2 separate regions of the Homo sapiens genome follow, and region 2 is linked to region 1. Evidence: chromatin loops called from intact Hi-C (ENCODE). Cell type or tissue: CD14-positive monocyte. All regions are shown on one strand. Each heading gives the region's core, and the rest is flanking DNA. Links, peaks and the distances in the headings are about the cores only.

Region 1 (15,308 bases), core at 3,321-11,320:
AGCTCCAGTGTTCTGATGATCCGAATTTTTATTTTATTTTATTTTTTTGACATGGGGTCTCATTCTGTCTCCCAAGCTGGAGTGCATGGCACAATCATACCTTACTGCAGCCTTGAACTCCTGTGCTCAAGCAATCCTCCTGCCTCAACCTCTGGAATAGCTGGGACTATAGATGTGCACCGCCAAGGCTGTCTAATTTTTTGTTTTTTGTAGAGATGGGGTCTTGCTATGTTGCCCAGGCTGATCTCAAATTCCTGAACTCAAGAGGTCCTCTGTCTCAGCCTCCCAAAGTGTTGGGATTATAGATATGAGCCACTGCACCCAGCCCGATTTTTATTATATATATATAATTTTTATTATATATAATAAATAAATAAATAAATAAATATATATATATATATTTCCCATGGTTGGGGATATTCGTTCAAGTTCATGGTGAGAATTCTAATCTGAGAGTGTTTTGCAGTTTTCAAAAGCTCAGGCCCAGTTACTCTCCCATTTCATCCTTAGAATAACCCTTAGCTGAAATTGCTATTATTTTTCCAGTTTTATAAATGAGATACAGGATGGAATAACACAGAGGGGAAAGGACTGGCTCAAGATCACCCAGCCAGGAAGTGACAGAACCAGCATTCTGAGCCAGCTACGCCTGGCTCTGACTACCGGCTATTTCCAACACCCTTCTCCTGGGCCTCAGTGTCCCCATCTGCACTAAATAGGGCTTATTCTTGATCATCTCCATGGCTCCTTCTCATCTGAACTTTTGATGACTCTGCTTCAGGATCAAATATTTGCAAAATCCAGCTCAATATGGGGCCTTGACTTCTGGAACTGAAAACGCGAACAAAGTCAGCTGAGACTTTGCCAAAATGGGAGAAATTGGCCCAGACCCACTCCATCACACACTGATCATGGCACCTGCAGGGAAGGTCAGGCAATCAGACAGGAGAGGAAGGGAAAATGAGATACCAGAGCAATGAGCTTACAGCCATTTTAGGGCTTTGGGGAAAAAAAGTCACAATTAATATGAAATATTCTGGGAGAATGGAAACTTATAACAAAAATCATCAGAAAGCTCCTTGCTTAGGAAGACCATACTTAACATTTAGCTCAAACAGTTCTAACCATCTCTCTCACATATGTGTTTATAGATGAAGAGCCATGGTTTTCAGACATGGCAGCCCCCTCATGTCCCATCATGGTTTGACTTATGCCCTTGGATGAATTCCTTCTTGTGCTCATAAGTGGCCATCTGATGTTCGTGGTGTCAGAATATTCCAGTACTTAAATACAGCGCAATATGTCAAACTAGTGCCTTAGTGATGGGTCTTTCCATAGTTTTCAAATGCTTGCTGTTATGATCAACCCAAAACTGAAATGAGATTTAGATGAAAGATATTGTAGGTACAGATCGCAATATAAATGTGTGTATAGGTAACTAGATTGATATTTAAAGAAGATTTTAACCACTGGTATCAGATTTTACCTTACACTGAGGACTGGCTTTTGGCGGGGGGTCAATGTCTTAACAGCTGATCAATTTTAAGGTGAAAGGTGGAGCCTGAGATTCTCTCTTTAACTTATGGGGCCCAACCTAGGCCGAATGGCAGGTACAGAGTGGGTTCTCTGTAATCATCACTTTCTCCTTTTTTCTTATTCCAGCCTCCCTTTGGAGACAACAAAGAGGCAGCTCTCATTGAATAATTCATTCAAAAATTCAAACAAGGACTTCACACCTCCCATGTGCCAGATTCTATTCTGCATTTGGGATGTAGCCATAAAGAAGGCAGGGCCTTCACTTCCAAGGGGCTTGCAGGCGAGGGAAAAACGCCCAGATGAACCTTGAGGTGGGGTTGAGCTGTGGTGTGAAGAGTTCATTCAAAGAGGCACGCACAAGGTCAAGGGTGACGGATGCTGCTTGGAGGTTTTGGGGGGTAGGTGGCAATGGCCAGTGAACACCTTCTAGTGGAGGAGACGCCAAAGCTGGGCTGGGCGGGAGTGGGTGGTGATAGGAATTTTCGGGAGGAAAGTGCATCTCAGAGAGATGGAAGAAAGTGGTAAATGCAGGGGACTAAGGGAAAGGGAAAGTGGCCAGGCACAGTAGCTCCTTTGCAAGTGGCAGGTGAGCAGGGCCCCCATGGTTCATTACATTCAGTAATGGAGGCAAAAATAAGATACTCACAGGAGCTGGGCTGGGAATAGATGGTGAACAGGAGTCACCCATCCTGTTTCCAGGGCCCGCTGGTGCCAGGCACCAGTGAAGGATGTCCCATGAGGGTGTGGGTTACATGTGGTCAGCTCCCGTCATTTCTCAGGAGGTGGTGAAAATCACAACTTTGATGCGAACACCTCCTTATTTTTAAATGTTGGCAAAGGATTCGATATAAAAAAATGCACTGAAATTTTACAACTACTGTAAAAACAACCCCCCACCCCCCAACCGCCGGCCCCACCCCCAGCCCTCACCTCTATCCTAAAATGCGGTTTGGCTACACAGAAGGCATCCAGGGAGATAATTCTCCCAACAGGGACCCAGTTGGCCAGCTCATTCCTGACACTTCCCCAGGGATTTGTGACATTAAAAGACACTCTCCAAATATAAGCTTCAAAAAAGAGACCTCCCCCCCTTCCATGTGGCTGGGTTTATTTTTAAAGCGAGGCTTCCTTGTCTGTGTTCAACTCGATGGGTGGAGAAAATAATTAGAATTGATTTCTCTGCACCCACTCAGGAATAGAATAGGAGGCAACTTTAGTATCTATACACAGGAGAAGAGAGGAGAAAAAAAAAAAAAGAAAGAAACTTCCTTCCAATCCGTGTCTAATTCCTTGGATAGTCTTCTCACTCCTTGGACTGTTTTAGTGGTGCCTTTTGATTACAACATTGCTTTGAAGAGACACTAATTGTACCCTGCTTACAATGCTTGTAATTATGCGTATTACATTTTGATTCATTTCCATATGTCAACACCACTACGAGATGGGGCGGGGGGGCGGTGGGTGGCTGAGAACCGCTTTTATAATCGGTTATTGTCTATGAAAAAAAATCTGCACAGAACATGAGTGAAGTGTTCTTTGTTGAAATTGGAAATAAGATTATACATAAAAGTCGTCCTCTGACATCCAGAAAATGGACAGTTTAAAATAAATTGCAGCTGCTGATCAACAAGATTGCTAGCTCCCCTTTTCCCTTTTACGTTAATGAGGGAAATACTTTTCAAGCTTCTAATAGCAATATGTTCAAGTGTGTCATTTCAATCGCTTTCTTCTTAATAAAAGATGACCCCAATATTCCCCCCTTAGTGGAAGACATTGTCCTACCCAGACATATTTGTGATTTGAGGCTCCCCGTGGAAAAGAAAAGAAGGAAAGAGTAAGGAGAGGAGGGGAGTCCCAGGAAAAGAGAATGACAAGGGTTCCTAAGGGTTCCTAAGCTTGCAGAAAGAGAGTATCCTAGTAAGAAACAGAATTGGAGCCCCTATGCACGTGCCTGTAGTCCCAGCTATTCGGGAGGCTGAGGCAGGAGAATCGCTTGAACCTGGGAGGCGGAGGTTGCGTGAGCCGAGATCGCGCCACTGCGCTCCAGCCTGGGCGACAGAGCGAGACTCCATCTCAAAAAAAACAAAAAACAAAAAACAAAAAAAAAGAATTGGAGCCTCTATGGTCTGAAGGGAGGTAACTCTGAACCAAATAATACATAAATAGTCCAAACACAAAAGTAGCCTGTAAAAGCCTGCGTGTAGGTAGGCGTCGCTTCCTGCTGAAGGCTTTTCCTGAGCACAGATACCTTTCATGCCTGAGATGAAAGGACATCTACTTCTTAGCCCACATTTCCACATGGAGGCCAGAGCAGGTTGTTGCCTGCAACTCTGGACCCTGGAAGGTGCTGAAGGTTAGCTCGGGATTGCAAATCTTGAAGGTGCGAGTGAACAGAGGGGTGAGGGCTTTGAAGCAGGATTTGCAAAGGGCTTGGGGAGGGCGTGGCTGAAAGGAAAGGACATGGGTTCAGGGTGGCCCTCTCATATCACCACTTATGCGCTGAGTGTTCTGGCCAAATCGCGCCCCCCTCCCAATTCGTATGTTGAAACTTTAACTAACTCCCTCGAGTAACTGTATTTAGAGAGAGGATCTTTTAAAAGGTAATTAAGTTAAAATGAGGTCTTTGAGGTGGATCCTAGTCTAATCTGATTGATGTTTTTTTTAAGAGACGAGCATGTACAGGAAGCACCCGGGCTGTGCACACACAGGAAAGACCACGTGAGGACCCAGCGAGAAGGCGGCCATCCCCAAGCCAAGGAGAAAGGCCTCAAGAACAAACAAATCTGCCAACACCTTGATTTTGAACTTCCAGCCTCCTGAACTGTGGAAAAATAAGTTTCTGCTGTTGAAGCCTCTGAGGCAGTGGTATTTTCTTATGGAAGCCCCAGCAGACCCCTATGTGACTTGGTAGCCCCATCTGTGACTGGAGAAGGTGAAGTCCACCGGCCCTGGTGCTGGGAGAATCACACTGGATGCTGAGACTGGGCCTCACTAAGCTCACAGGTGGGAGATTCTGGGTAAAGAGGTGGAATTTGTGTCACAGTCAATCAACGTGTTCAGTGACAATAATAACAGAAACTACCGTTCATTGAGTCTTTGAGTGTTCGCCTTGAGCCCGTGTTACACAAGGGCTTCCTCCCTTAATCCCTCCTCCCTGTGAAGTGGGTGACTGTTGTCCATACTCAAGGCGGGAATCTCATAAGTGGCCAACTGGGATTTGAAACCATTTCAGCTTACACTGGCTCTTTGTAGTTTAGTATCTCTTGGGCTGAGGTGTGAAAACTGTTCGGACCTTTTCCCCTGCCAATTGAAAAAACAAACAAGTGTGAAATGGGGCAGCCCCTCTTCAGTCTCCTCCCCATCCCCCATGCCGCCTTCCACCTCCCAGGCACTGAATGTCTTCCTTTTGATTCCCGAACCACCACAATGGGAATCCAACATTTTCCCTCGCCTGGAGTTTGGAATCCAGGCTCTGAGCAGAGGTGAATTTCTGATCTGTAACATTCCTGAGAGTGTATCATTTTGGGAAGCGCAGCTGCACAGTGAGCATCCGTGGTGAGCTTTGCATGCTTTGGGGGCACAAATGTGGTGTTTTGCAATTTGGTCTTTTCACAGGACCGCACGTGGCTTTCAGCCTCCTGCCCTGTCACTGTGTGGGACAGCCTCTGGGGTCTTTGCTCTCTGGGATCAGCTGGCCCTGCTGAGAGCCTCAGCTAAACATTCACAGTAACAGTATGGTCTCCCCCTTAAGCTGTGCTTTGAATAAAGAAAGAGACACCCTCAAAGATGTCCTACAGGCAGTGAGAAAGACATCCCCCCAGCCAAGCACTGATCTGTGAATTTGTTCTCAGCAGTCCTGGCTGTCTCCTATGAACTCCAGCCCCCAGCCTATGGCTACTAACATTACTGAATAACAGCAGCTAGCCTTCACTGTTGTGCAGGTCTGTGCTAGAACCTTAGACTCAACAGAATGTGTAAGGGGAGAGGCGAGGATCCCTGTTTTACAAAGGAGAAGACTGAGGCTCCGAGAGACATAGCAACATGTGAAGGTCACACAGGAGCATAGGGGAGCTGAGCTGGGATTTGAACCCAGGTCTGTCTGACTCCAAAGCCCATGCTCCAAATTGTTGGGCTGCTCTGCCATTGGATGCCTCTCTGCCTGGAACCTGCATGCAAACCCCACTTGGGCAGGGAGCCTCCTGTTCCAGTTGGTCCTGACCTTTCCACCAGTTTCCCACAGACTCCAGGGCCATCCTTTCAAGTGTCTGTGCCCTGGCTGCTCTTGGATTCTCATTTTGCTGCCTCTGTCTCCTCTGTGGTCACAATGTGGACAGGACATCCCTGGGCCTTAAGGCCCCTGACCTCACCCCATCTTGATAGAGACCTGCAGGAGTTCCAGCACTGTCCTCCAGCTGGCTTTTGGCCTCTGCCTCATCTGTGTTTTTTCAACTTGTGATCCTTCATATCTCGTTTTGCCTGCAGCTTCTATGCTAATGTGTATTGATTGGGTTCCACCTCGCCTCCACCATCCCCAGGCATTGCTGGGGAGGACAGAAGGGCCTCGGTGGTGCCTTGAGCACCACAAGTTCAGGATCCATTCTGTTTCATTCATCTCTGAGCCTCTCTGCCCTCCTTCAGTCCTGATTCATGCCTAACAAATAGAAGCTCAGCTTACACTGTTGTTATTATCCATTCATTCCTGCCACAGCACCTACTCTATGCCAGACAGTGGATTACATGCTACGGATACTGCAGGGGCCAAAAGAGATAGATATCCCTTTCTTCATGGAGCTTCTATTCTAGTGGAAGGATGGTGATGAGGAATAGAAAGTAGGGAAGAAGGAGGAGGAGTAGGAGAAAGAAGAGGAAGAGGAGAGGGAGAGTGAGAAGGAGGAAGAAGAGAAAAGGGAGAACAGAGGAGGGAGAAAGAGAAGAGAGACTTTTGCATAGAAATATCACAGACTATCAAAAATTAGAAAATGTCCACAGATATTGCCTTGTTCTTCAGTTATTCCTCTCTTTTCTATTACCTTATCTTACTGGGTTTTCTGTCAACATTGAGTCCATACAACATGTTTAACCATTAAAAAAAAAAAAACTCAGAGTTTCTGGACTTGATAAGGTGGAAACCATGGTCTGGCCTAAATGATTAATTTTACCAATGGGGAAGTTGAAACCCAGAGAGGGTGAGTGACTTGTCCAAGGTCACAGTGTATGAGGGACAGAGTGGAGACTGGGATTCTGGGATGTCTTCTTTTCCTGTAAGTGTAGATTCTCAGGAAGTAATACCCCACAGCAATGTCAGAGGGGAGGGCCCCAGGCAATGCTTGAAGACTTATACCCCACAGCCCTCCTGGGACTTCAGCCCTGATTATGGAGGACAGTTCCAGACAGCTTCGACTTGGGCCATGGTGCCCACTTCATGCACAAGCTGGGAGGCTTTTTGCTTTTTGCCTGGGACAACCATGGGAGTACCAACCCATAGAAGAACTGGCCCCACGGTCAACCCTCAATGATAGGGTCCTGGAGTTGGGATTCAACTCCCCACTGTCTGATCCCTGGATGATCAATTCTGAGAGGTACCCAAGGAATAGAACCCACATTCGCAGCAGTGACCATGACCATCTCCCTAAAATTGGTCTTTCCTCCTCCCCATTTCTCTCTCCCTGTTCCCACACTCCTGTTTCCCCAGCATCATCCTTTGAATAAGCCACTTGCATCCCAGCCCAAGTCTACAATTCAGGATTCATCCACCCAACAGATATTCAAGTGTCCACTGCATGTGAGACTCTCTTCTAGGCAGTGTGGCCACGGCAGTTGGCAAAAAGGTGCAGATTCCAGCCCTTGCTGAACAGACATCAAATAAGTTGATGCCCTTTAAATAAAATTTAAAATAAAATTTAAATAAAATGCATAATACGCTAAATGATGCTACCAGCTAAAAGCAAAATAAAGCCAAGTTAGAAGGCTGGAGAGTAACAGAAGATGCTACTTTGGAGAGGTGGTCAGGAAAGGCCTCTCTGAGAAGAAGTCATTTGGACAGAGACCAGAGGAGAGGGAGACAGGGAGCCATGAGGCTATCTGGAGGATGTTCTAGGCAGAGGGGAAAATAAATGCAAACAGGCAGAGGTGGGGGTTCCTGGACAATGAGGAGAAGACCAAGGTAGGGTGGCTGGAAGCTAATGAGCAAAGTGAGAGTGATGAGAGAGGTGAGAAAACCTGGTGTCAGAGAGGGAAGTAATCCCCAAGGTCACACTGTAGGGCTAGGAGTTGAACCCTTTTCCCTCTGAGTCTTTCCTCCACAGCATGCCAAGCATGGCCTTCAAAAATGTTGAGAGGAAAAGAGAAGAAATGAGAGAGGGAGGAATGGGAGAAGGGAGATAAAGAAGGGAAAAGGGAAGGAGGGAGAGAGCAAGGAAGGAAGGAAGGGAAATAGGAAGGAAGGAGGAAGGGAAGGAAGGAAGGAAAGAAGGAAGGAAGGAAGGAAAGAAGGAAGGAAAAGGGAAGGGAGGGAAAGGGGGAGGGAGGAAAGGAGGGAGAAAAGATAGATGGATAACAGATATATGGATGGATGGATGGATGGATGGATGGAAAGAAGAAAGGAAGAAAAGAAGGAATGAAGGAGGAAAGAAGAAAAATGAAAGGGAGAGAGGAAGGATGAAAGAAAAGCTGGATGGATAATGGATATATGAATGAATGGATGGATAATGTATATATGAATGGATGGATGGATGAATAAATGGAAAGAAGAAAGAGAGGAATGAAGGTAAAAGAAAGAAGGAAGGAGAGTAAGAAGAAAAGATGAATGGATGGATAATATATGGGTGGATGGATGATGATAGAAGATGGATGGATGGATGGATGGATGATTAATAGATAAAACAATGGATGGATGGATGGATGGAAAGAAGACAGAAAAGAAAGAAAGGAGGGAAACAGGAAGGGAGGGAGGGAGAATGGATTCTTTATGTATTTAACCTCCAGGTTTCCTAGACTAAATCTGGCTTCTGGAGTGTCAGGGGCTGTACTCCACCTACCCCATTGTTTCTCTGCATCCCGCACTCCACCCATCCATGCTGTTGAGCTCACTGAGCCCTCTCCCCAGAAAGGTAATTCTACCCTCTAATTACAGCACTTGTAAAAGTAGCGGAGGGGCTCATTCTTCAGAAATAAATCAATACAAGTTAAAAGGCCATCCTGTTTGTTTCTGTAACAATGCTCTTTAGAAAATTGGGTGCTGTTCCATTTGCTGACGGGTACCCCATCCGTCATCGGCAGCCCGAGTCACATCACATTATGTTGCCAAACATAATATAGCATGATCAGGAAGATGCATCAAGTTGGAGATTGGCAGGAAAATGAATTTAGCAAAGCGATCTCACTTGAGAAAATATCGAAAGCCAAGAAAGAGGAAGAGCTTAGACGAAGTTTTCATAATCAGAGGTGATATTTAGAAAGCTCCATCATGCGAGAATCTCAAGACCAAGAAAATCACAGCAATAACAATATATAATAAGAAGAACATTAATATTTAGAAGAAAAGGAAGGACAAAACCATCACAAGTGTTCCCTCCACCGAGACACACTATAGCCATGTGACAAGTTTTGTTATTCCCGCTTTGCGGTAAGAGAGCTCCTGCTCAAAGAGGTTAGGTGAGTTCTCCAAAGTCATACAGCTATTAAGCAGCAGAGCCAGGATTTGAAGTCAGATCTGCTGATGCTGGAACCGGGAGCACCAAGATGTATGGATGGGCAAGGGCAAGTTTCCCAATTAGCAAAAAACATTGCACTTGATTTTGTGTGAAAGGCCCGGAAGCTGACCAAAAGCATCAGACGGCACAGATGTCATCCATCTTTGCCAAGGAGGGATGGCTTGCCTGTATGTGCCTTCCAGCCTTGTGGTCCTCTGGGTCTATACATAAGTGGCACCAGGACTGTGTTGATTACTTGGAGGCCAACTGCCTTCATTCTAGGAAACCTAAAACTCTGCCTGGGGCTGGTATTTCTGTGGTTGCTGAGTAGGGATCTGACTTTGTAGCAAGGGTAGGAAGGTACAAGATCAACAAGCACTTTTCCTACTTATGACTCCAGCTGGGGCCTAGCTCTGCTCAAGCCAGGGCTTGGAGGAAGGTGAAGGCTCTGCTCTGCCCTTCTTCTGTCATGGCTGAGCGGTTTCTTTCTAGACTCCCTTGGCCCGTCCTTTCTGGCTGATCCAAGCTGGTGAGATGGGCGTGTGAATTTCAGTCCCTCCAAGGGGACTTGAGCAATTACTCTGACTAGGGGAATGAGGCTCAGTTTTTGCACTGGACGATCACAGGGCAGAATACTTGTAAACAGAAATAATGTGCTTTCCTTTTTTTGTGAACACTCTAATATCTCAATGGCTGAACACAGTACCAGACTCACAGTGGGGTTCAATAATTGGCAAATCATATTGTTGCTACAGTGTGGAATGTTCAACGGCAGAAGCAGGAAGAAGAGAATAATTAACCAAGCTGGGAGGAAGTGGTGAGTTTCAAGTTGGGTTTTGAGGGATGCATAAGAGTTTGATGACAGGCAGACCTATTAGAAGTAAAGACATTCCTGGAAAAGAGGTTAATGGACAGAAAGGCTGGAAGTTATGGTGTGTTTGGGGAATAATGTAATTGAGGAAGGGAGTATTCTCTGGTTTTTCAGGTAGAGTTGGAGGAGGGATAAGAGATAAATTATGAAACCCTCTTAGTAGGTACCAAGCCAGTCCATCCATGGGCAACACTACAAAGAGGGTGTAGGTGCCATATATAACACTTCATATTTCCCTAAATCTGAAGATAATTAACTAGGATGTGCAAATATATTGGACTTTAATGATTATTTTTTCCTTTCTACCCTACTTTCTTTCAAATGATAGGAGACAGAGTCCAGATTTTAGGACATAAAACTGTCCTGAGGTTCTTGTGGAAATGCAGATTCCTGGGCCCATTCCCAGAGGCTTAGACCACACCTGAAGAGATACTGCTGCCTGCAGACCTTGAGCGAGGGCCCCCTAGAGAGAAAATTCTTTATCCTGTAGCAGCCACACCAGGGGTTTGAAGCCACTGATAGACACTCCCCAAGGAGGCACCATCGTTTTAAGTCTGGAAGAAGGGAGGAGGGGTGGCGGCTTTCGATTTCATAGCAAGTATCTCGTGAAATCACAATGGCATAGTTTGCTGCACACCCATAGCGGTGCCTTATTAAAAAAAGATCATCAGGGCCCTTGAAATTGATCATAAACTATTTCCATCAATGTCACACACAACCATGTTTGGGGAAGTTTGCTGGCACATCTGCTAAACTGAAGGGCTTTGGGGTTTGAGAACAAACAAATAATAAATAAATGACTATATAATAAAATGAAGATGGGGGGACAATACCCTTTGAGTTGGGAGATAAGAAATCTTAAGAGAAAGGAAAATGATGTACCAGCGTTGTGTGTGCCCAATATCAAACTTGCGGGAATGCCCAGTGAGTGATGCAAGAATGAATGAATGAATGAATGAATGAATGAATGAATGAAGAATAGCATATTTAAAGGACAATCTGAAGGCAACTGTACCTAGAGCAGGAGCTTAAAAAGAACTCCATTCCCAGTCTCTTGTGGTTGATTTCAGTAGTTGGATATTCTCAGTGTTAAAATGAATTACAAGTTTGGGTATCCCCATGTTACCCTCCTGAGCAACTGCCTGCCTATTGAGAAGAGAGAGATGATATAAAATAAGAAAACCGACTTAAAGAAGAGAATTCCCATTGGTAGAATAGGAAGGGCCTTTGGCTGGCATTCATTCACTGTACAGATGGGCAAATGGGTCAAGCAAGACTCAGAGAGGAGAAATGTTCACTCAAAGTCACATTGTGCTAGAAACCAAGTCTCCAAATTCCTAATCCAGTATATCTTTTTTGTTTTTAACCTCACGCAGAGAGGATCCAATGAAGTAAAGCGTTCCATATCAAGTTTTTAGAACTATCTGGGGTGCACAGAGGAGCTGACAGCAGGCATAGCTATCATAGCTACTTGTGCCACCTTTGGATCTTAAGCAAGACACATGTGTAGACTGATCCTATGTTTGTTGGCACGTGAAAAAATATAAAGCAAGGGACACTTGCAATTGTCAGCGTGGTTCTAAGTGGCCACAGTATTCAGCAAGTCTTGCGGAAGGTTCAGGCTCTGGAGGCCATAGCAGAAGAGAAGACCAGAGCGGGTCCTGCCCTTGTGTCCTTTACCTCCCGCACCATCAGCACCACTCCTCTGTGCCTGGATGCCTCTTCCGTGCTTGTAAGCTTTGCGAATTCCTGCAGATGCTTAAGTGCCATCTCAAATACTCTCTACCTAGAGAGTAGTCATTCCCCCTCTTATGATCTGGAAAGACTTGTTCATACATCGATTAGGGTGTTTTCCACACTGGTCTGTAAGCCTACCCTACACATCTGCCCCACTTCCAGTCTGTGGGCATCTAACACACTGGGATTCCATGGTGCTATGCGTTCTCAGCACAGGACACATGCCTGGCACATGGTAAGAACTCAACACGAGTTTGTTGCATAAATGGCAGGCATGGTAATAAATCTGATTGCAGCCTGGGGACTGTCTCTTAACTACAGACCTCGCAAGGCTTCCTAGTGCCTCTTGGCATTGGCTACAATTGTCAGGTCAGCAGAGAAGGCTTTAGCCCTGAAGGACCATCCAGCCACAGGGGTTCAAGTGATAGAGAGGGCTACAGAGGGCACATCACTGTCCAGCATCTTCTAATGCAGTGTACCCACTCTCTACTAAAATGCAATGAGCCTCTCATAGAATGTGGCTCCATGAACAACACAGACCTCAGTCTGAGAGGCTAAGGCCTCCTTCTTCATTTCTAGGGAAGGCTGAAGAGGGAGTTCTGGACATTGGGACATAGTTCTGTCCCACCAACTATTACCACCATTTTGCAGATGGAAAAACTGAGGCTCAGGGAGGTTAAATAACTTACCCAATGTCACATATTGAGGAAATGATGGGGCTGCGGAATCAACCCTATGTCCATCTGAATCCAGACATGAACTTTCTGGGCTAAGCAGCACTGTGGGGTGCAGGAGTTGGCAGACTGTGGCTGGCACCCTGGGAGATGTGTGGCCCTGAGCAGAGCCACAGATGCAGTGGCTACACAGGGTCCTTTCAGTTACTCTCCCCACTGTAGCCTCAGAGTTCCCACAACCATGTTTGCAGAGCTGCAGGGCCTTCTGGGTACTTGCAACAGCCTAGCCTCCCAAATCTTGGACCTCCTCACCTGTAGGGACATTTGTCTCCCTATTAAATATAGAATCATATCCTTCCCCAGCCTACAAGACCCTGCAAGGCTGGCCCTGAAGCCCTCCCCAGCACCCACTCACACCACAACTCATTTTGTTTGCTGAGGACCAGTTACAGACTCTTAATAGCTCTTGGAGAAATCTATATTCCTTTCCATCGCTTGATTTTCAACCTTCATCTAAGGTTTTCCCACCACTTGGGAGGCTCTTTTCTTTCCTTTTCATCTACTTAGCTCCTATTCATCCCTCTGATCCTTCCATAAATGCCATTCCCTGATCCCACCTAAGTCAGGCCCCCTTTTCTAACCTCTCACCACCCCTCATTCTTCTTCTCCGTATCATTTGTCTCCATTTGAATTGTATGTTTATTTGTATGGTTATCTGGTGAATCTGTCTGCTCTGCTAGACTGTAAGCACCTTGAATGCGGAGACCAGGTCTGGGTTTGCCGTACAGCACAGTGTCTGGCACATAATAGGAGCTCAATAAATATTTGTTGGATGGATAGGTAAATGGAGGGATGGGTGGATTATAACATAGGTGGATGGATGGGTACATGGATGAGATATTGTAGGGTAGGTGGATAGATTGGGTGCATGAATGAATAGAGAGATGGATTTCAGGAGATGTGGATAGATGGGTGGATGTTTGGGTGGTTGGGTGGGTAGGCGGGTTGTTGGGTGGATAGATATAGAGACGAACTTTAGGAGAGGTGGATGAATGGGAGGATTAATGGATGGATGGATAAGTGGATAGATAAATGGATGTTTCATCTGGGTAGATGAATGGATGGATGGATGGATGAAAGGATAGATGGATGGATGACTGGATTAATTTTAGGAGAGATGGATGGACGGATGGATGGATGGATGGTTGGATGGATGGATGGATAAATGTAAAGATGTCTAGGTGGGTAGGTTGATGGACAGATGGATAGAGAGATGGATTTTAGGACAGGTGGATGAATAGATAAATGGATGTATGGATTTTATGGTAGGTGTATTAATGGGTTCATGCATGGATGGATAAATAAATAATACTGCTTCCCTAGACTTTCTCAAAGGAAAGTGGACATTATTCCAATATTTTATCTTCTATAAAATTATGTCAAATAGTCTTACATAAGCCATGATTGAGCCACCTAGAGCTGTTTTCAGAGAGCAGCATTCTACACATGTTTACTCAACACTCTAAGGAGATAGAGAGACTTCTGGTACAGCAGTTACGATAACAAGTTCTTCCATCAGTCTCTCTGGGTCAATTGCCTCACTCCTCTCCCCATCCCCCATCAGCTGTGGGATGTTGAATTAATGCTCTCAGTTCTTGACTTCTGTGTAGGAAGATGACATGTTCACACCTTTGCTGGGGCTTCAAGGTGTGGGGACAAATATTCCCCCAACCCTTGACTCTGGGCTTGAACATGTGGTTTCCTCTGGCCCATGGGACCTTGCCTTTTGCCATGAGTAGTTGTAGGTCCAAGGAGGATGGGAGATCAGTGGAGAAGATCTGGGGCTGAGCTCAGTCAAGACCAGTCTTGGAGACCCCCATTAACTCCTACATGCATGAGGGAGAAGTCAACACTTGTTTTCCTCCAAGATGTCTATGGTCACGTGTCATGTAACATTATTGTGGCCATACCTGACTGATACTTCAACTGTGTGACCTCTAGCAAGTTATTTAAGCTTCCTGTGCCTTAGTTTCCTCATTGGTAAAATAGAGAATAATACTATATTTTTCACCGTAATCAATCTTTCAGAGTTGTTGTGAGAATTATCTGTCATATAACACAAGTAAAGAATTGAGAACAATGCCTGGTTTATAAACGTCCAATAACTTTTGGCAAGTTAATATCATCATCCCTAAGTGACTCCATAAAAGCTGCTGATTACATTGAAGTAGCAATTTGGGGTAGACACCAATCAAGATCAAAGTCCAGCAGTAAATCAGTAGGTAGATAAATTTTCATGTTTGCAAATAATAATAGCACTTGCTGAACTCTTGTCTTATGCCCAACCCTGAGCTGAGATTACATAAGTTTTCATCTTGCTGAATTCCCAGAGCTGGGCTGTGAGGTAGACTTTACTGTTAACCTGTATTGATACATCAGGAAACTGAGAATTGGAGAGCTAGTTCACCTAGTTTGGAAGTGATGGAGCTGGGATTGAAACTGATGGAAACTCCAGGATCCATATCCATAAGCTCCATACTCCACAGCTGAGAGTTTATAGATGAGGAAACTGAGGCTCAGAGAAGGGAGATGCCTTGGCTGTGGTCACACAGCGGCTACTTGACTGAATCAGTTTCCACATGATCTTGTCAGTGCTGTAAGATGAAAGGCATCTCAGAGGGTGGCCCAGAGACAGAGAGAGGGTCTCCATTTTCCAGCTTTATTTCTGGGTGTCCAGGAATGTGTTTTGAGTTGGACTTGAAAAAGAAACTCCCTTGACATCAGAGAGGCAGTACTGGG
Region 2 (15,308 bases), core at 2,725-10,724, 50 kb after region 1:
GGGCAGATGGAGCTGCTGTGACCAAGAGTGAATCCATCACCTGTCAGGACAGAACTTAGGCTTCCCCTGTGGCTCCACTGAGCATATCCCTCAGTGGGCCCAGTCTCTGCGTCTGGGCAATGGGACCATGGGTTCAGCAGAGCATCTACTGGGCATCTGTAGTTTGAAGCAACTCAATAACATATGTTCACACGGGAGGTATCTAAGTAGAGCAAGGGTTGTATCAGAGTTAACTTAGTTTGTTTAAGGTATTCCTTTTCCTTCCAAAGGGATATTTGTTTCAACCTTTTGTTGCAAATGGCATTTCCAGGCTCCACAGATCTGGGGCCAGGACCACATTTGGATGAATCAGAGCAAATCCTTGGAGCAGTCGGTGCCTAAGTGCAGATAAATGCTGGAGGCTCAGGCTGAGTCCTTAAACAAGCTCAAGAGTAAAGGAGGCTTGAACCAGTGGAACCATGAGAACTCAGATCCAAAACAAATCTCTCCCGGCTAATCCCCACAGTAAGGGGAGAGGGTCTTTGCTTTGGAGGGGCTGCGAGTGTGCCAAGCTACATGCTAAATCTAATGAAGTCAAGTTTAACAGAAATAAGAGCAAAGTCATCCTGCTGGGTCCAAGAAGTCAATGATGCAAGTCAGAGTGGGGATATTTTTTGTTATTATTACAGTGAACATCGAGCATTTGCTATGTACCAGGCATATTGCCAAGCATCTGTGTGTATTATTTCACTCCAAAGAAGGTAGTGGATTTCCCCTGCCAGGGGCTGAGTCCAGCCAGGTGAAGCCCCAGGGTGTGTGGTGATTGCTGAGTCCTCTGTAACATCTCTTACAACCTGGACTCCCCCGGAATCATTATTTATCATTGGTCTCTCCTGCTAGACTGTGAGCCCCACAAGGGCAGAGACTATTTCTAGCTGGTTCACCCTAAATCTCCTGCTTTGAATGGCACCTGGCACATGTAGTTTCTCAGTTAATCCTGGCTGCACAAATGAATGTGGTAATGAATCAAAGCCAGCCTCTTGGAAAACACCTGGGTCTTCAGTGGCCTGCGAACCTCCATAAGATCCCCAGACCAAACTTGAATCACATACCTGGCAGTTCTGTCATTCAAGGTGGCTCATGGGTGAAGCATGGTCTTGAGTCATATGTCCTCTGCCTTTGAATCTTGTCTCAACCATCTACTAGCTGGAAGGCCTTGGGTATGGGAACCAAGCCTCAGTTTCCTCTTCTGAAAATGGGGATAATAACTGAACTGACTCAGAGGGAAGTTGTGGAGGATGAAGAAGACTGCATGCAAAGCCCTTACTTAACAGTTTTTGGCATAGAATGGGATGGTTGTGAGCTTGTGTTATAGCTACTATTATTTGCATTGTGAGCTATTGTTAAAGTGAATATGATTCCTAGAGTTGAATTTTTGGATGCAGCTCTAGGATCTTCAGAGCTCCCTGTTCAATTTTACCTGCCTAGATTTGACCTATTCTCCAATCACCTGAGATCCTTTGAAGTCCTGGGTTTGCCACCTGCTGCCACCCAGCTACCTACCAGTCAGACATCTGGTCATAGATTCTCTGTGTTCCCCTTTGAATCATCAAAGAAAACGTTTAGAAGTGTACGGTCAAGGCAGAGCCACAAGGGACTTTCTGACGAGGAAGCTACATTTCTGCAAAGACACAAGCAGTGGTGATAAGTCCAGTGAAATGGAGTTGATCTACAAGGCAAAGGAGTGGCACGGATTTGATCCAAAAGTCCCCAGAGAGGCTCAAATAATGGCCAACCTTGATCATGACCATCCCGTGTGCCAGGCACTGTGCTAAGTGTTGCTTGTATTTCCTCTCCTTTCATCCTCACAATGACCTGTGAGAGGACCTCTGCTATTATCCCATTTTAAGCATAAGAAACTGAGGTTCACAGAGCCCAAAGTCACACCAGAAGTGGTGAAGAGGGATCTAGGCACGGTTTTGTCATTTGAAGTTTTCACCTAAGACTCAAAACATGTCTGACTCAGCACCTTGTATTAGATATTGACTACAGTCTACCCAACTATGGGAGTCAAGGAATCTGGGGCTCGAAGGATGGATCCCACCTGGGAACTCACCCGCAGCCACTCCCCCGGGCTCTCCTGCACAACAGGCTGTCTTGGGAAATACTGTCTTTCCCAAGCTGTGTGACTGACTCCCTGGCTTCAGTCAAAAGCCACTTATGTGGATGAAATGACACTCCCCTCCAGGGACCAGCGCAACAATTTGTTTTGGCTGCTTTCAAAGCCAGGCTCTGGTGAGGGCCTGATTTCCCACCCTGGAGTGACTCAGAGCATCAGGAAAGAATTGAAAGGTTTTGAAGAAGACACAGAGCCTAGCCTACATACAGATGTGTCATGCCAGGACGTTTACCACTGTGATCCCTAAGGGTAAGAAAACAGAGACAGCCCATGACTTTGACATAGAGGGTTTCCCATCAGCCACTGTTTGCACCTATTTAAAAATATTTACTTTCACTTATTCTCCCTTCTGTTTATTTACTTATTGAGCAAATATTTATTGACCCACAACCATGTGCTATGTATTTCATCTCCTTTCATCCTTAGGAGGACCTGTGAGAGGACCTCTGCTATTATCCCATTTTAAGGATAAGAAACTGAGCAAGGTCTGTTAATACAGCAAAGAATAGGATGGCTGTGTCCCTGCCCTGGGGGAGCAGCCAGCCAATCAAAGCAATGGATGGGTAATTCGGACATGCATGGGATTAGAGAAAATACAGGGGGCCGTACCATCACAGGGCCTCCTAGCATGATTACAGGGTAAATGTTAATGATCTGGGAAAACCCTTATGTGAAAACGTTAAGTGAAAGAACAGGCTACAAAATTTTCTATGAAGCGTAATTCTAACTTTATTATAAAAATATACGTGTTCGTGAATAAGGAAAAAGACCGTGAGGAAATACATTAAAATGTCAACAGTGGTTATCGCTGAGTTGTGGGAATTAAATATTCTTTTTTTTTTTTTTTTTTTTTACCTTAATGCAAGGCTCAGATTCTCAACCACAAGTAGGGATTCATTTCATTTTATAGGTTTATATATGTTTTAATTATAAAAGTAATTTATGCTCTTTGGAAAACTTGAAAGTGCTTAACTCCCCTCTCCCCACTCCAAACCCTATTATTTAAAAATGGGATGTGCTTCAGGCATCACCCATAAGTATCAATTTTGCTGTTTCAATGTATATACTGTTTGTAATGTTGGTTTGTTTCTTAAAGAAACATAGGGCCAGGTACGGTGGCTTACGCCTGTAATCCCAGCACTCTGGGAGGCCAAGGCGGGTGGATGGCCTGAGGTCAGGAGTTCGAGACCAGCCTGGCCAACATAGTGAAAACTCATCTCTACTAAAAATAGAAAAAATTAGCTGGGCGTGGTGGCAGGCACCTGTAATCCCAGCTATTTGGGAGACTGAGGCAGGAGAATCGCTTGAACCCTGGAGGCAGAGTTTGCAGTGAGCCAAGATCGTGCCATTGTACTCCAGCCTGGGCAACAAGAGTGAAACTCTGACTCAAACACACACACACACACATACATATCTATATGTCTATATGTTTCATATATGTTCCTCTAAATTATATGTATATATTACATATGTGCATATATATTATATATAAACATATAATTTCTGCAACTTTCTCCTAATAACATATTTTGGCCATTTCATAACAGTACATGTAAATCTACTCCCATTCTTGTTCACAGCTGAAAGGTATTCCAAAGTATGGCAGTAGAAAATGTACTAAATCCCCCCAAAATGATGGACATCCTTAAATCAATACCTTTGCACATCTGCACAAAGATCCTCTTTCTTTCTTTCTTTCATTTTCTCTTTCTTTCTTTCTTTCTTTCTTTCTTTCTTTCTTTCTTTCTTTCTTTCTTTCTTTCTTTCTTTCCTTCTTTCTTTCTTTCCTTCTTTTCTTTCTTTCTCTGTTTTTCTTGGAGTATTGCTCTATCACCCAGGCTGGAGTGAATGGCACAGTCATGGCTCACTGCAGCCTCGAACCCCTGGGCTCAAGAGATCCTCCCAAGTAGCTGAGACTATAGGTGCATATCACCACACCCAACTAATGCACAAATATTTTAGAGGACAAGTTCCTGCAAGCAGGCTTCCTGGGTGTGGTATATTTGTAATCAGTCGTTAAATTAGTATTGAAATAACACCCATGATATTTGGGTGAGTGGCAGAATGGGGCTACAAGCTCTGTCAGAACAGGGCAGAAAGTACAAACAGTACTTTCTTGGTCCCATTTAACAAATGGGAAAACTGAGCTCAGGGAGGCCAGCTCTTGCCCAAGGTCATGGGTGAGTAGGTGCCACGGCCAAGCCTAGAAGTCGAGACTAACTCCCATCGGGGCTCTTTTCTCTCCCCAAGGCCCCATCCAATACTCCTCAGCTGGGACTCAAGAGACTTGTGTGAGTCTCTCCCTTCAGGCCAGTCTGCCTTTGACCACAGCCGGGTTATTGACTGCACTTTCAATGTGTGGCCTTGTGGGTGGAATTACTGGCCCTTAATTGAATTGAAAACAAAAGGAGATTGAATTTTATGGGGAGCAGGAGGCCATTGGAGGGAGGAAATCAAATGCAGAACAAGCATGAAAGGTTCCTGGAGGAAGATGAGCTGCAGGTGGGAGTGTGGGGCTGATGGGGCTGTTTCTGGGTCTAAGGCGGAAGGGAGCTGCCGCATTTAAGGTCAGTCCCTCCCTGTGGGCCCTCTGTTCTCTCACTCCCCTTGTTCCAACCCGACGCTGTCCTCTGATATGCATCCTGCAGACAAAGAAGCACCCGGATTCCCATGCAGCCAGCTGCAATGGCACTGGCTTTTGATGACTCTGGGATCTTGGGTCTGGTTGTCCCAGGCGAGTGAAGGAGGCCAGCTCCTCACTGCAGATGCCCAGCCCAGGGAGAAAGTATGTTTGCATCATGAATTAACTCCATGCCTGTTCATAGCCCCTCTGTAAGAAAGACAGAGCAGAGGGTGGGAAACAAGTCCAGGGAGGTTCCGCCACCAGATAGGAGCCATCCGGGACTTGAATCTGGGGCTCCAACCTTCCAAGCCTAGCACTTTTCCCCCTCCATTGCCCTCCATTCATCTCTCCATGCGGTATGTCTTTCTATGTCTGCAGACTGAGGAACTTGACAGTTGAGCTCACAGACTATAGATTATTTATTTCTGCTTCCCAAGCTTCAGCTCAGTGCCTTCCACATCCTCGGCCCTTGAGAAGCTTTGCTTAATGGATATATTTGTGTTTATGGAAATAGATAAATATTCATGGGAGCCAAGACCTTCCAGAGGAGTGGGATGAGGATGGACCAGTCTTTCCACAGAGGCACCTACTAACAGAAGAGAGTTTGTGGACATAGAGAGAGGGGTATTTTGGGCAAACGGATGGTGTGAGCAGAATCAAGGAGGCTGGAATCTCAGGGGCTGTTTGAGGGGAAATAGCAAACAGCATTCTGCTCAGCCAGAGAAGGATGGCAAGAGGTGAGAACTGAAGACCAGTAGAGGCTGGATTGGGAAGATCCCTACATACCAAGCCGAGGGCCAGACTTTGACTCCAGATTTTGATGCTTAAACTGTCTTTGCAAGGGGCATGTGGCGTACTCTTGTGAGAAAATGGATCCACTGATAAACACAGCACATCTTTCTGGTGTGTTAACTAATCTTTTAGGGTTGATTATTCTTACCTACAAGATTTTCAGTCTTGGAGGTGGTTAAGCATGAAGCCTCTGGAGTGACTACCTGGGTTCAAATCTTCATTACAAGTGCTGGCTATGAGAGCTTGGGCAAGTCACTTCCCCTCTCTTGCCTCCATCTCCTCATCTGCTGGGTGCAGATCATCACAGAAAAACCTTTACATGCATGTTCGTAGCACTTTATCCACAATAGTCACAAACTGAAAACCACCAGATGTCCTTCGACAGGTGGATAGATAAAGCACGGTACATCTATACAAAGGAATACTGACCAGCAGCAAGAAGAAATGAATCGTTGATACCTCTAGCCACATGGACGGATCTCAAGGGCATTGTGCTGAGTGAAAAAAGTCAACCTCAGAGGCTGTATACTGTATAGTTCCATTTATATGACATTCTTAAAGTGACTAACTTATAGTGATGGGGAACAGCTCAATGACTTCCAGAGCTTAGGGCGGAAGAAAGCGTAAGTTTATGATAGGGTAACCCAAGGGAATTTTATCGAGGGGAGAGAAAAATTCTGTATTCTCATGCGGTGGTGGTTGCTCTAACCTAAACATGTGCTAAAATATCATAGGACTATTTTTCTAAATGCATGTACACACTGGATACAAGCTGCATAAGATGTGTGGCATTGGACCAAAGCTGATTTCCTGGCTTTGACAATGTACTATGGTCATATAGGATATTATCATCGGAGGATGCTGGGGGAAGGGAACCTGAGAACCCTTTGTCCTGATTTTGCAACTTCTTGTGAGTCTTCGACCGTTTCAGACTAAAACATTAGCTTTAAAGTGTAGATCATCACAGTCCCTGCTTCCCCGTGCAGATGACAGGAGATGATTTGTAGAAGTATCTGGTACCCCAGTAAGTTTTTGATAAATGTTAGCCAGTGTTACTGTTCACTCTCAGAAAGGAGTAAGGACAGGATTCTGGGAGCATTGCTGAAGCTGACAGCAATTCCTGATGGAAACTCTTAAGGCTGAAAGAGGATTCAGATTTAATCTCTCAGGAAAAAAAAAAAAAAAGCAAAAGGAAGAAAGACAGGAAGGAACAACTCCGGTTTGTATATAAGCCTGTGCTGTTCTGTCGAGCAATGCCTCCCAATGCTTTGCAAGTTCCTTGCGCAACATCTGTTAATCCCGTGATGTCAAATCCCCAACTCACTGAGCCTGGGAAATCGCTGCTGTGTTTTACTGACTTCCCCACACTTGGCAGCTTCCCTTGGAATTGCAGTGTTAATCAGAAACACGCGGTCCCTATTGTCAACACTTTGTTTAACCACTTCTATAAATTCAGCATTAGTGTTGGAGCGATCCTGAGTTGATGGATGAAATCGTCGGCGGCCCCAGACAGCCAAACCCCATAAAACAAAGTCCAGGGCTCAAGGCTCTAAAGCAGGAGACACTTGACATTCACCAAGACACGTGATGCATGGATGACTCACCTCTGAGCTTGAAAGAGTTGTGGGTCTCAGGGGAGCAATGGCTCCAGGAGCAGGGGAGAAGTGAGAACACACAGGAGTCTCCTCATGAGACCCTGTGGGGAGTCTGTCGAAGTCTCTGTCCCCATTGGATTCTGAAAGGAAGCCAGGGAACACGAGGGAATAAAGGAACCTTGAGGAAGAAGGGAGTCCTTGGGATGGAATGACTGGTCTTCACAGACCAAATAAAGACCTTTCTTTTGAGGCACATGACCTCTTTTGACTGGTGATCACCATATAATGAAGGTGGGTGGGATATATTTATCCCTAGAGTGTGGCTTTCTGCATAATCTTAAGAAGGTGTAGAAGAACTCATCTCCATCTGTCCATCACCTGTCTGGTACCTGCCTGGTGTCCTGGGGTCCAGCAGGACAAATCTGAGCTCTGCCTTTGCACTTGGGTTGGGACACCCACGGCTGTGAGCCCTGCTTGGGAGGTGTTTCCATTCGCTCACTGAGCACCTTTTGTATGTCAGGCGAGAAGCCAAGGAAACCACAGTAAATGAGAAGGACGTGGTTTCTCTCCTCATGGGCCTCAGAGTCAGTGAGAGAGGTAGACACTGGAAAAGGAATTATAGAATTAAATTATGAAATGTGCTCCAAGGAAATACAGAATGCTAGAACAAGGGAGGCCCTGGCTCAGTTTGGGAGATCAGGGAAGGCTTCCCGAGGAGGTGATATTCAAGTGGTGCCAGGAAGACGACAGAGGTAGGTTAGGAGCAAAGAGAAGGGTTCCAGGCAGAAGGGAAGGCCTCAAGGCTGGCAGGACCGTGGGCCTTCTGGGGTCCGAGGGATGGTGAGTGGGGTTGGACCCCAGCCCGTGAAGAAGAGAGTGACGTGGAATGAACCTGCAGGGACAAGCAGGGACTGGGTTACACAAAGCATGCTCAAAGCTCTTGAGCCCAGAGGGGAAACCGAGGCACACAATGAGTCAGCGATATCTAGACAGCACTCCATGAGAAGCAACCCTTGGCTTGGTTGGCCTAAAAGCCAACCAAGATGGTGTCTGTCCACCTCTCCTCTGTCGTCATCCCTGCTCCAGGGAAAGGCCAAGTGATTGAAGCATATTTCTCAAGAGTGAGGCCACAGAGACTGCAATCAGCTTTCATCTTCTAGCAGCCTCTTCCTTTGGTCGGGGATGGCCAGGCTCCCAAGGTCCAGCTCAAGAAGAGACTGAGCAAAGGGTGCCGGCCCTTCTCCCGGCTGCCTCCTCCGTCCCCTCCCCGCAGGCCCACAGCTCTCCATTCCACATCCTGCCTGCCTTGGCCAACTCTTTCCAAGTGCCTGTTTTTCCAGAAACATGAGTTGAGCAAAACAGCCCCCTCCCTGAACTTGAGTCTGAAAAAATAACCCCAAGAAACACACGCTTTCTTGGAAAACCCTTCAGAGCCTCCCGCTGCCTTTGGACACGTCAACACTGGGTTAGTTAAAATAATAATCTTTAGGAACTAGAGTTTCTCTGCCGCCAAATGCCTTGCATAAGAGTATCACACACAACCCCTGTCCCTGACCCAGAAAACCGGGCCATGAGCTAACGTGGCCTGGTATCCAGGGTAAAGTCACTTGATTTCATTCTTTATTACTTTTCTATTATTATTATTATTTAAGGTATAGATGACTTCCTGAATATTGCAAGGTCTGGAGCAGCTGGACAGTGTGTTCCAGAGACAGGCTATTTTGAACGAGGCTGTGGTTGAATTTGGGGGACTAGGCTGGAGGTTTTGTGGAGTGTGGAGTCTCTAGATTTGGTGTCCCTTGAGACATGAATGTCCTGTAGAAAAACAAAGAAGCATCCAGTCTAGCTGACTAGCTGTGACCAGGCAGGGCCAAGCGGTGACCATCTGCCCAGGGCAACGAAGCTGTCTTCGGTACCTTCCTCGGGTATTTGTAGGAAAAAAATTCACATTTCTTAGCTCAGGTGATGGTGGATGGACCGTTGGGCTCCTGAGCTCCATCCTGGCCTCCATTGCTTGCCAGCTGTTGTAATTTGAACAAAGGATCTTGCCTCTCTGACCTCTACTTGCTCACCCATAAAATGGCAAAGCTAAGAGATCTCACTCAGGGGTTGTAGTTAAGACCCTGTAGGATAAAGTATGTAAAGTGCTTAGCACAGAACCATCACGCTATGTGGTGACAGCGTGACCCTGCGGAAGATGTCTGCTACCACGCTCTGGGCAGTGACTTGTAATTTCCTCTAAGCAATCTTGGGAGGAGGAGGCTCCTTAAGGAGGTTGCTAAAGAGGGCATGGAATTCTGCAACCAGATTCGACTGGTCTCTTACATCTGACCTATGCAACAGCTGGGCTTCCACCATTGAAAGCTCATATATTTTCTGCCTCCAAGAGCCTCCTGTGAGTTATCAAACCCCCTAGAGTTGATGGAATATTTATGGACTCAATTAGTTTCTCTAAAGCCTTGATGCCATTCAATTTTTAGATCAATCCAGGGAAGAATGTACTACTTGTGTCCCCATTTTACAGATAAGGAAACTGAGTCCCAGAGACTGTACATCGCTTCACTAGCCCTACAGCTAGTGAAAACTGGATGGCTGGGAAATAAAGCAGAAACTCTGATGCCAGAGGCCCTGAGCTAACCATCAGCTTCCACTGCCTCCCAGTGCATCTTCAGACAAATTTTATTCCCATAGCCTGTGTCAGGCAGGGGTCTACTTATTGGCTGGCATAAGCACTGGATTCAGTGCCAAGTCCTCATCCCAGCTCTGACCATTCCTCACTGTGTAGCCCTGGGCAAGTCACCTTCCCCCTCTGAGCCTTCACTCCTTCATCTCTGAAATGGAAATAAAAATAATAATACCTATTCTTAAGTGGCTGGGTTGGGGGACACAAGGAGGCAAGCCAGGTAAAGCCCCAGACATTTGGGAGGTGCAGCAAATAGTTATCTAAATAGTAGTTCTCTTCTTGTTCCAGGTTGACAGATACACTCATGGCCCAACCACTTAGAGCAAGTATTTTCGCTCAACCCAATGGAATCTTCCTCCTCCTCCTTTTTCTTTTAAACCTCTACTCTGACGCTAAATCAAAGCTGAGTGCTGGTCCCTGACAGGTCTTGCCTTCAGCCAGCTGCTGCCAGCAGACGTCCAAAATGCTTTATGGGTCCCCTACCTTTGCAATTAGCACCACGGCCTCTGCAGGATGCACAGGCCTGAAGGACAGGCAATGTCCTCCTCTCTCGGTGGCACCAACTCCTAGAACTCAGAGAGCCATTCCATGCCCTTCCTGGAGCCGAAGGAAATCTGGGTTGCTTCTTTGGACAGCTGGTTACCCCATTCTCAGCTTTGGAGGAGAACACTGGTCTGGGGGTCTGAATGGGGGTGGGTGGGGACAGATCATATCCTTGGTTTTCAACCTGAATTATTATTATCGTTGTCAACGCCATTGTTGTTGTCATTGTTATTATTTTAGCAGAAGGTTGCTTTTTAACTGAAATCTTCCAGAGATTCTGTCAAGATGTAGTGGGTGCCCTGACCATGCCTGCTTGTCCCTCACCCTTCCCATGCCCACTCACTTTACTACTGCCTTTGCCCAGGGGCTTTCTCTGGCCCACTGAGTACACTGGGCATGTGCAAGGGATTAGGCCAGAGATGTAGGGGAGTTGGAGGATAAATATCCCAACTCCCTCACCCCTGGGAGAGACAACTCCCAGGTGTGCTCTGTGCAGCCTACCAGAGTTCCCCAGCAGGACTGTGCTCCAAGTGCCGGCAGCAGTCACCTGCTCATTCACACACTCTGTATTGGTCTCTTCTTTTCCTGTCTCCCTGGTTACTCCTCTACTGGGGCATCCTGAGTTCACCTCCCAAAGGAACCACCTGCCCTGAAGTCTGTATCTCAAGCTCTGCTACTGAGGGAGCCCAAAGACAGATGCCTAAAAATGACCGTAACTACTCACATTTATTTTGCAGTTTCTCTGTTAGTAGGCACTATATTCAGTGCTTTTCATGGATTGGGTCATTTGAAGATTACAACAGTTCTATCTAGAGGAAGGTATTTTTTTTCAGTCCCTTTTTACAGGCAAGGAGATGCGAGATCAGAGAGGTGGAGTACCTTGCCCAGGGTCACACAGCCAGGAAGTGTCAGAGCTTCTCTGTTGGAGGCAGAAGTGGGCACTTGGACTCCAATGGCTGAACCCTATCTTGACCTTCCGAGTTGCTCCAGTGCTCAGCTCTGGAACTCTGTAAACATTTGTCCTGACACCAACTCACTGCATACAGCCAGGGAAGCCTCAGATACCATCAGAAATAGGAATAGTGATGTCTTTGTTTACAGGGGGCTGCTGAGAGGGCTAAATGGGACACAGCTGGTAATGTGCCTGTGTGTGCTGCTTGCCACAGCCTGGTAGCCCTGTGCTCTCCCTCTAGGGACACACTCCACAGTTGCCCTCGTTCTATCTATTCATGTGGCTGATAAAGCAGCCTAGAGGAGGGATGGAGCCAGGCAGCCTACTGCCTGGGTTTGAAGCCTCATTCAGCCATTGATGAGCCCGTGTGACCTTGGGCAAGTCTTAGTCTTCAGTTTCCCCATTTGCAAAACAGAGATCGTAGTAATAGTTTAGCAATAGTATCTACTCACAGAGTTGATGAGGCCATTTAAGGAGGCAGCCCTTGCAAGGCACTCAGAACAGTGTTCCTCTATCAGCAACCCAGGTCACAGCTGTAACCAACGTTTAACCTTGTGGAGTCCTGAGACTTTCAGCAATAAAACGGGGACAATGGCATTCCCACATTGAGTGATGTGATGACAATGAAGTCATGTGAAGGACATGCCTGGAGCATAGTAGCTACTCAGTAAATGATGAGTTTTAATATTTGTGCTGATTAATATTAATTAACTATATGAATAATCATTAATAATATAGTAATTGATATTAACAAATTAGTATTAGCACTTAATATCTAGTATTCCTGGTGTGGCACTAACAGAAATGGTGACTGGGCTCTGATCACTTTCCCTGGGGTGAAGCACGCCGTGAAGGATGTGTACACACCATTTCACTTTATTGTTACAACATCGAGGGTTGCCAGATCAAATATAGGATGCCCCATTAAATTTGAATTTCAGAGGAACAAAGAAAAATTTCTGGGATAACTGTGTCCCAAATATTGCACAAGCTATACTTACACTAACAAATGTAATTCATTGTTTATCTGGCATTGACATCTAACTGAGCATCCTGTGTTTCTATTTGCTAAATCTGGCAACCTTTACAACAACTCATGAAACAGCCGATGAAGAAACAGATACGAGGAGAGGCAAAGGCTTACCCAAGGCTCAAAGAGCCAGACGCTAGCCAGGTCTCTTAGGTCTGCGCCCCCTGGGTTCATTCAATTTCCCGTGTTGGCTGTTGCTAGTAGGAAGATGTGTTCTCTTGGATGACATTGCTATTTTGGTCAACTGCACTATCTCATTAGGTCATGATGGGAGTGCAGTCTGCTGGTGTTTTGGGGGACCTGCTCCCATTTTCTTACTTCCCCCCTCAAGATCCCAGGGAGTCTGCAGCACCCGCTGCTGTCTATGTACCCAACACCATCTCACTGGCCCCCAGGCAGGCCACCTGTTCTATGCACAATCTGGGTTGGGCTCCCTGAGTCCAGCTGTGCAGAGAACAGGACCAAATTCAAGGCTGGCTAGTGTCAGGCAACCCTGCAGGAAACAAACAAATGCAAATGGAAAAGGAAAAAAAAATCCACCAATTACTTAATGCTTTGCTGATGTCCAAATATTTCGCCTCATGTGAACCGAGCTCTGAGACCTGGCTGGGAAAACGAGATGGGGCAGGGGCCAGACGTTTTCTACGCAAATCCGGAGGGATAAAATTGCACTTTCAGATCCAGAGAGGTGGACTGGGTATCTCTCGTCTGAAAACATCTTGAGGTGAACAACCAAGGTCAAGGATGGGAACTGGGCCCACCTGGAAATGAAAGGCCTCTCGGGCTGCTCTTCCCAGCCCCAGCCTCAGCTTCCATTTCCTGCTGCTGCTGCTCCAGCCTGACTTCCCTCCTGTTCCTCTACCTGTATGGGTCCAGCTCTCCTTTCTTGGCCTGGAATGTTTTCCCTTTCACCTGTGCGAGCTTCTTTTCCCTGTGAAGGTGTCCCTGAGCATGCCCAGAGACACAGACACACACTAAGGCATCTGGATGCAGCCCCACTTTACAGATGCAGAGATTGAGGCCCAGAGAGCCGAACAGGGTTTCTCCAAGCTTCAAGCCAGGTCTCTGGGCCCCACATCCAGGGCCCTCTTCACTGCCAAATGTTGTCTTTATTGGACAACATAAATGGCACTGACCCTGGGCTCTGCTTCTTTCTTGCTGGGGAACCTCAGGAAAGTTGCCTAACTTCTCTGAGCCTCATCCAGATAATGTTGTAAAAAGCATATTGGTGGGAAAGCATGAGACCCAAGTTTTTATGCCAAAATTCATTTTCTTTCTTTCTTTCTTTCTTTCTTTCTTTCTTTCTTTCTTTCTTTCTTTCTTTCTTTCTTTCTTTCTCTCTCTCTCTCTCTCTCTTTCTTTCTTTCTTTCTTTCTGTCTCTCTCTCTCTCTCTCTCTCGCTCCCTCCCTCCCTCCTTCCTTCCTTCCTTCCTCATTCATTCAAAGATGCCTTTGAGCATCTCTCTATGCTGTCATTACCCTATGGCCTAAGGACATGGAGTGAATGGTGCCCACACCAAGTCTCCAAGGACCTTCTGGTCTAGGGGGAGAAGCAAACATCCAAATAGACACAGACAACCTCAAGACAGACTTATTAGTGGTAGGGGGAGTCCAGGGGTCTCTAGGAACACAAAGATGCCCTCCCCCCACCCCACCCAGGCAGGGAAGGCCTTCCTGGAACGTCATCTGGGCTTGAGACCTGAAAGATGAATAGGAATCTGGGTAAAAAGGGATCTGGGTAAAAAGGGATGAGTAGGGATCTGGGCAAAAAGTGAGTGGAAGGGAATTTTAGGAATAAGGAACAACTTTTACAAAGGCCAAGACAGCCAGGGTCATTCTGGGACTTGCACAGAGTTCAAGATGATTTGAGAATGGGGAACAAGGTGAGGAAGGAATCGAACAGGGGAGTGGGGCTGGTCCTGAGGGGTCTTGAGTGCCCACCAAGCTTCTTGGGCTCCACCCAGAGGACCCAACACTAGCCCCTCCATGTGGCTTCACTGAGTTTCTGCTTTCCTGATCTGGTTGGGACCAGATGAGAGTCGCCAGCCTGCAGGCCCCCAGTCCAAGATCTCTGGACTGGACCAGCTCTAAGAACTCTGCTTGTTCTAATGCTCTGATGGAAAAAGGGGTGGAGGGACCCCACTCACACTACGTGCAGGTTGAAGATTAAACAGGATGAAGTGCAGAGCCTGCCTTGTAAACCACAGAGCTGTGTGGAAAGAACATCGTAAAGGTATTGGTTGGGAGGAGGAATCCTCTATCTCCTTCCAAGCCACGAGAGACTGTGACTCAATAATTGAAAACTGCATCTGATTTTCCTTGACTTGTTCTGGGCAGAATCTTGCCTTCTCTCCCCTGCTGACTCATGTGCAGGCTCACACCATCCTTCTTGAATGACAACAGCCAACACTTACTAGGCACCCACGCTGCCCATGTGATGCTCCCAACGACAGCCTTGGAAGTATTTCTAAGCTGCACTTTATAGGTGAGGAAATGGAGGCTCAGAGAAGTGAAACAATCTCCCTGGGATCACAAAGCATACAACGAGCTCAGTGAAAATTAAAAGGCAGGTTTGTATTATTCCAAGATCACCTGAGCCACAGTAGTTCTTGGTTAATAAACTTTGAAGATGCACTTAACCTTGGCAATTGGAGGTTCTAGGATGGGGAGGGAGGTGTTTAAAAATGTCGCATTCACTGCCCAGATGAAAGTTAAACAATAATTATCTCCTTCTTGAGGAGGAAAGACTGCTAGCTCCCTAAGACCCCCCGGATTCATAATAAGCACCTTCAACCCTCCAGAGCCCACTTGGTCTGTTCACAGCTGCCTAGTGCTCTCTGGTATAACAGCAAGATGCCAGAGACCTTGCTAGGGATCCGGGCAAAAAGTGAGCAAGGGTAGCTGGTTCCCCAGTGGTGTGATGCTTGGCTGA

The links. Peaks named below come from ENCODE experiments on the same cell type or tissue, not always from the same donor. Only the 100,000 strongest peaks of a DNase experiment are listed, where the experiment ranks them.
Region 2: it touches region 1 in a loop (6-fold over the local background); 5 of 110 quality-filtered maps call a loop at or near these places.

Annotation. Positions count from the first base shown.
Region 1 is chr22:27,155,256-27,170,563 of GRCh38, forward strand. No RefSeq gene overlaps it. Among named protein-coding and RNA genes, the nearest start is that of LINC01638, 62 kb to the right of the region's middle. RefSeq lists an enhancer at 14,915-15,308. In CD14-positive monocyte, for the core only: no CTCF peak of the experiment used is centred there; no DNase peak of the experiment used is centred there; H3K27me3 peaks cover 687 bases.
Region 2 is chr22:27,205,836-27,221,143 of GRCh38, forward strand. No RefSeq gene overlaps it. Among named protein-coding and RNA genes, the nearest start is that of LINC01638, 11 kb to the right of the region's middle. In CD14-positive monocyte, for the core only: no CTCF peak of the experiment used is centred there; DNase peaks (open chromatin) are centred at 6,886 and 7,176; H3K27me3 peaks cover 270 bases.